2 separate regions of the Homo sapiens genome follow, and region 2 is linked to region 1. Evidence: chromatin loops called from intact Hi-C (ENCODE). Cell type or tissue: mammary epithelial cell. All regions are shown on one strand. Links, peaks and the distances in the headings refer to the core of each region. The heading gives the core; the rest is flanking DNA. Region 1 has its middle 34 kb from the start of LINC02946. Region 2 has its middle 55 kb from the start of CD8B2.

Region 1 (2,920 bases), core at 141-2,640:
TCAGATCCTTGACAGCAATAGGGATGCAGCTGGAAGCCATTATCTTAAGTGACTTAATGGAGGAACAGATAAGCAAATACCAAATATTCTCACTTATAAGTGGGAGCTAAACACTGGATACTCATGAACATTTAGATGGCAGCAATAGACACTGAGGACTGCTAGAGGGGGGACGAAGGGGAAGGAACAAATGCTGAAAAAGTACCTATTGGGTACTATGTTCACTACCTGGGTGATGGGATGAATCATACCACAAACCTCAGCATCATGTAACATACCCTTGTAACACACCTCCACATGTACCCCGAATCGAAAAGTTTGAATTACTTTACTAAAAAAACTTATTTATCACGAGGTCAGGAGATCAAGAGCATCCTGGCTAACATGGTAAAACCCTGTCTCTACTAAAAATACAAAAAATTAGCTGGGCATGGTGGCGGGCGCCTGTAGTCCCAGCTACTCAGGAGGCTGAGGCAGGAGAATGGCGTGAACCTGGGAGATAGAGCTTGCAGTGAGCCGAGATCAAGTCACTGCACTCCAGCCTGGGCGACAGAGCGAGACTCCATCTCAAATAAAAAAAAAAAAAGAAAGAAAAAAAACCTTATTTCTTCTTTCTAACTTATGTTTGTACTGACTTAATCATTACACATTCTGTGCATGTAAAAATATTCCACATACCTCATAAATGTGTACAATACTATGTATCAAAAATAAAAATAAATAAAAATTTAAAACTGTTAGTCAAAGAGAAAGTAGCCCAAGGACATGAAGAGGAGGGTGTGAGTCAGGATCTGTACAGATCGTGGGAAACGGAGCTTTAAGTCAGGGCAGCAGGAGGCCCTGAGGCCTGGAAGGGGTCAGGGCCAGCTCAGCAAAGGGCAGAAGTGGAGAGTAGCACTGGCCTCTGGCTTGTCTTTCCTTCTAGTCAACCAGGCTTCCAGCGTCCCCCACCCCCGGATCATGCAGAGGACAGAGCCTGGGCCTCACACCAGGGAAACTCACTCTAGTGCCACCTCTGCCCCACACAGCTCTGTGGCCTCGAAAAGTCCTTCTTTCCTCACTGGCCTCAGATTCCCTACCTGGACAGCCCACTTTGGACTTCCCATGGGCCTGGGCCCCTTCCAACTCTCACGTTCTCTCCCTAGTGGCGGTCCCCCGTCCCTGTTTTCACAAGGTGGGCTTGGAGGCAGGGCCCACCTGAGTGTGTGATGTCAAGGCAATTCAAGACCGGAGGGAGCTTGAGCTCTTAAGAAAGACCACACTCATAGGAGCTTACGAGACACACACTTGTGGATTTCAGAAAGTGTGTAGCTCATCGTTCTGGATCTGAAATACGTCAACAAATCTCTTTGTTTGTCTCTTTGTCCTGGAGATCTTTTCACAGAAAGGAACTGCAAACACCTCACCAATTTAAGTGACTTAGTCTTAATTCTTCATGACCTCTAGTGGCAGAAGAAGGACTCTGCTATTTGATTTTTCCAGGTAATCCTCTTTCACCCTTGCCTCCTCATTTCTCTGGAATCTCTTTCGTGTCCCCACAGTTTCCCACTCCCGTCGCGTCTGTTCTCCTTCAGACCATCTCGCAACCCACTGGCACGTCCCCATAGCCTCAGAAATCACCTCTCTGACTGCCCCCCCACCCGCTCCCTCCAGCCCTCCTCCCCCTGCTCACAGAGCAGTCAAGGAACGTCCTGGGCACTGGGGTCCATACAAGAATGAAGGAACGCGCCGCACACTGTGGCCCCCGGGCTGCCAAGCCTGCCCTGACTGAGCAGGGCACCTGGCGTCCATGCCCTTTATGCAGAGTCATTGGTGTGGTGGGGTGGGGTCAGCACCTCAGAGCCCCTGTGGGGTCTAATGCACTCTGTTACCCTCCTAAAAGATGAGGTACAGGCACTCTGTTACCCTCCTGAAATCCAAAAAGTACTGAATTCCGAAATACAACAGGCCCTGGGTGTTGAAGAAGGAAATGAAAGCCTTCGAGAAGGGCACTGTTGGTTTCCCACTCAGATTCCTTGTTCCCGATGGGCCCCTTTGGAACCTCTCTCTCTCCCTTTTCCTCTCCCTTTCCTTCTCTCCGCCCCCTCTCTGTCTCCATTATTGGATGGGTTTGGGAACGACATATGGCCCTGCCTGCCTCTGGCTGCGATCCTGCAACCATGCCGGGAGCCAGACCTTGGCTGAAGCTCACACAGAAAGTGGCAGAACAGAGAAACAGAAAGAAACTAGGTCCTTGAGGGTATCTTTGAGCCACTAATCTTGCCAAGCCTGGACCCACCCTCCCTCTGAACTTGCAGTTCTATGAGATAATACACTTTCTTATTGTTTGAGTTGGTCTTTTTTGCTTTCACTTTGAAGTGCAGATCCCATCCTTGCATACGCAGCTTAGAATTATTCTCCATCGTCTTCAGGATAAAGTGCTTCCACCTCAGCTCCGCTCAGAACAGAGCTCATGGTCCCCATCCCTCCTCCTGCTACCTCCTCCCTACCCCTGAGCATCCATCACTGCTAGTCCCTCAAGTAGACTCTCTCCTCCAGCAGCATAAAAACTACCTGCAGCTCCCCTGACTCTCCTGTGGCTTCACTCCTTCTTGCCTTTGAGAAGGATACTCCCTTCTGGAATGTGCTTTCTTTATTGTCAATCCCATGCACATTCTGCCTCAAAATTCTAAGCATTACCTTCTCTGGGAACCCCTTCTTAGTTCCCAGGGAGCAGGCTAGCAAAGGGGTTGAGAGGACAAGCCGAGGTTGAGAGAGGAGAGGACATTGCCAAGAATGGAAATCTGAAAACAGGAAAGATGGAAAAAAATTGGGTCATGGAGGTCCTGGATCAAGCTTCACCTGAAGGCAAATCTATTTTCAGGCTTTAAGTCTTTGTGAGTTTTAAATTTCCTGTATTGTTTATGTTCCTTGGGGTTAG
Region 2 (2,920 bases), core at 134-2,633, 970 kb before region 1:
GTTTATTTCTGCAACTGCTTCCCACATTCCAAATCTATTCAAAAACCTATTCAAATAACTAAAAACTTGTTGGTAACTTTTTTACAACTCCCATGCAGCTTCAGGATGGCCTCGCTAGACACGCATGCAGTCTGAGCACCTGTTCAACCATACTCCACCAAGTCCTGCAATTATTGATGATAAGCCTGCACACAGGCCACCCACGTGCTCTTGACCAAAGCGGATCAGGCAGTCCCAGTCCCTTGCTAGGCATCCATGGGGAAATGTGAAAACAGTTCACAAGATCTGGGTCTGGAAGAAAAATAGGACTTTCATGAGTAGAGAAGAACAATCGAATCAGATGCAAAAGATGGGCAATGTACATCACAAAACTTTCAGTGTATAAGCACAAATCCACAGAAATCCATCCAAGTTCATGGAACCTGTGAAACTCATAGAAAGCTTGAAATATAAACTGTCCAACTAAGACAGCCCTAGCTCCAGTCAATAAGAGTAATTTCACTGGGTTCTCCATGGTCCAGGGCTACTGGAATTCAGAAGATCCTGATATTTACATCATGGATTGACAGGCTTTGGATATTTTGTTTCTTTTTACTTTTATATTCTTTATTTTGTTTAATTAATTTATTTATATTGAGACAGAGTCTCGCCCTGTTACCCAGGCTGGAGTGCAGTGGTGCAGTCTTGGCTTTGGATATTTTGTTTCTTTTTACTTTTATATTCTTTATTTTGTTTAATTAATTTATTTATATTGAGACAGAGTCTCGCCCTGTTACCCAGGCTGGAGTGCAGTAGTGCAGTCATGGCCCACGGCAGCCTCAACTTCCGGGTTCAAGCAATCCTCCAATCCTCAGCCTCCCAAGTAGCTGGGACCATAGGTGGGTGCCACCACGACCGGCTAATTTTATTTTATTTTTTTGTAAAGAGGGGTTCTTATTATATTGCCCAGGCTGGTCTCGAACTGCTGGGTTCAAACGATCTTCCCAGGAGGCCTCAGCCTCCCAAAGTACTGGGATTACAAGCGTGAGCCACTCCGCCAAGCCTGATATTTTATTTGAAAATACCTAAGCCTCACTTGCAGGACTTTGTAGCTGCAGGTAAGGCAGTTCCCGGCGGTCGGGATACAAAGAGAAACATGAGAAGCCCGGGTCCTTCCGCATTGAAGTTACTTCTTCTCAGGAGAGAACTTCCAACTTTCTTTACACTGTTAACAGAGCCTATAACGAGTGGCAATCATGACTAAATACTTGTTCCTTGGGCTCAAAAACAGGGTACATTAACGCGAACCTCCCGGACCTGTGCGGCATGGCCGAGCGCTCCTCTTTCTTTATGCAGTTCTGCGCTGGAACACACGGGGGCAGCAGAGTCTAGCCTGACCCCGAGCAACGTACGGAAATGTTAGGGGCACTGCTCAGTTGATAAGCCGGGGCTGGATGATGGGCGCACATGTATTCACTTATACACACATACGTACATATACATATGTAAAATGTATATACTTTTATATTTATTTATACTTCATATATAGTATGTATTTCATATATATTTCATATATAGTATGTTTCATATATATTTCATATATAATATATATTTCATATATAATATATACTTCATATATAATATATACCTATATATTTATATAACCTATTTTATACATTACATAATATATATCCTTCATGGGGAAGGATTTCTTTACATCCTTCTGGTCTACCCAAAGTTGTCTTTAATAGGCATGTATTTGTTAAATAATCAGGAAAAAAAAAGAATTAACTTGAAAGTGGAAGAAAATGCACATTAATGAAAATCCAGGATATATATTGAGAGTTTTTCCTCACAAAAATATATTTCAGTTTACAAAATAATTAGTAATATAAGGACTCTAAGTAACAATCTCTATTCATGACTGTATTAGTCAAATGCCTTTGAGCACCTCATATGTGTATAAGTCACTCTTTTAGTTTCCAAAGATGGCAAGAGAAGTCAGATCTAGTTACTGCCCGCAGTGAGCCCACAGCTGACCAGCCGTGAACCCCAGATAATGACTGTTATATCAGAGGGATGCGCAAAATGCTGTGCAGACAACAGAGACGGAGACCGTGAACTCTACAAGGGCTGAAGTCCCTGAGGATCTACAGAGGAGGGGAGGCTGAAGGTTTGTCTTCAAAGGTTAAGTAAGAATTGACCAGTTAAAGTGGCAAGTGGCGTATCAGACAGGGAACAGTCAAGACAAAGTTTATGGAGAGTTGGAAGAAGGAAAAGTTGGCTGGAGGTAGAGTGAAGGCTGAGCCATGGGGAACGGTGGTCCCGCCAGAGAGTGAACAGCCTTGACCTCTAGCTTACACTGCAATGGGATGGCTGGCAGAGGCTGTAGTTGAAGCCATGCCTGGGCTCTGGATACAGCTCTGCCAAGATAGGGCAGATTCGTGGTGGAGTTGGAAGGATAGAAGGGATGAAATATGTTGGTAGGTTCTCTATTCCAGTGACTTTCCAACTTTTTAAACTGCAACCTGCAATAAAGAATGCCTTTCACAATGCCACTCAATATACAGAAATATACATGCATGTGTGGTGGACATTCATATAATGCAAACATACATACAATATGTAATGCACTCCCACCTTGTATGGTCTCTATTTCATTAATAGAGAGAGATTTCATAATCCACTAACAGGTCGCATCTTACGGTTTGAAAAATGCATTCTAAAATGGTTTCTCAACCTCATACCTTTGACGTTTTGGGCCAGGTGATTGCTGGTTGTGGGAGCTGTCCTGTTCATTGCACAATGTTTAGCAACATATCCGCTAGATGCCACTAGCATCCCCTTCCCAAGTTCTGACAGCCAATAATGTGCCTGGACATTGTCAAATGTGCCCTGGGGTGCAAAACTGCCCCTTGGTTGAATACCACTGCCCTAACCA

What was found. A loop is a pair of places that touch in the nucleus more often than their neighbours do. Peaks named below come from ENCODE experiments on the same cell type or tissue, not always from the same donor. Only the 100,000 strongest peaks of a DNase experiment are listed, where the experiment ranks them.
Region 2: a loop joins it to region 1, with 7 times the contacts of the local background. A loop is called at or near these places in 10 of 110 quality-filtered maps.

What each region holds. Positions count from the first base shown.
Region 1 is chr2:105,575,044-105,577,963 of GRCh38, reverse strand. No RefSeq gene overlaps it. Among named protein-coding and RNA genes, the nearest start is that of LINC02946, 34 kb to the left of the region's middle. RefSeq lists an enhancer at 536-1,434. In mammary epithelial cell, for the core only: a CTCF peak has its summit at 1,442 (motif pointing left); DNase peaks (open chromatin) are centred at 813 and 1,393; H3K27ac peaks cover 801 bases.
Region 2 is chr2:106,541,363-106,544,282 of GRCh38, reverse strand. It overlaps a transcript of CD8B2 not described here. Among named protein-coding and RNA genes, the nearest start is that of CD8B2, 55 kb to the right of the region's middle. In mammary epithelial cell, for the core only: a CTCF peak has its summit at 1,359; no DNase peak of the experiment used is centred there; H3K4me3 peaks cover 136 bases.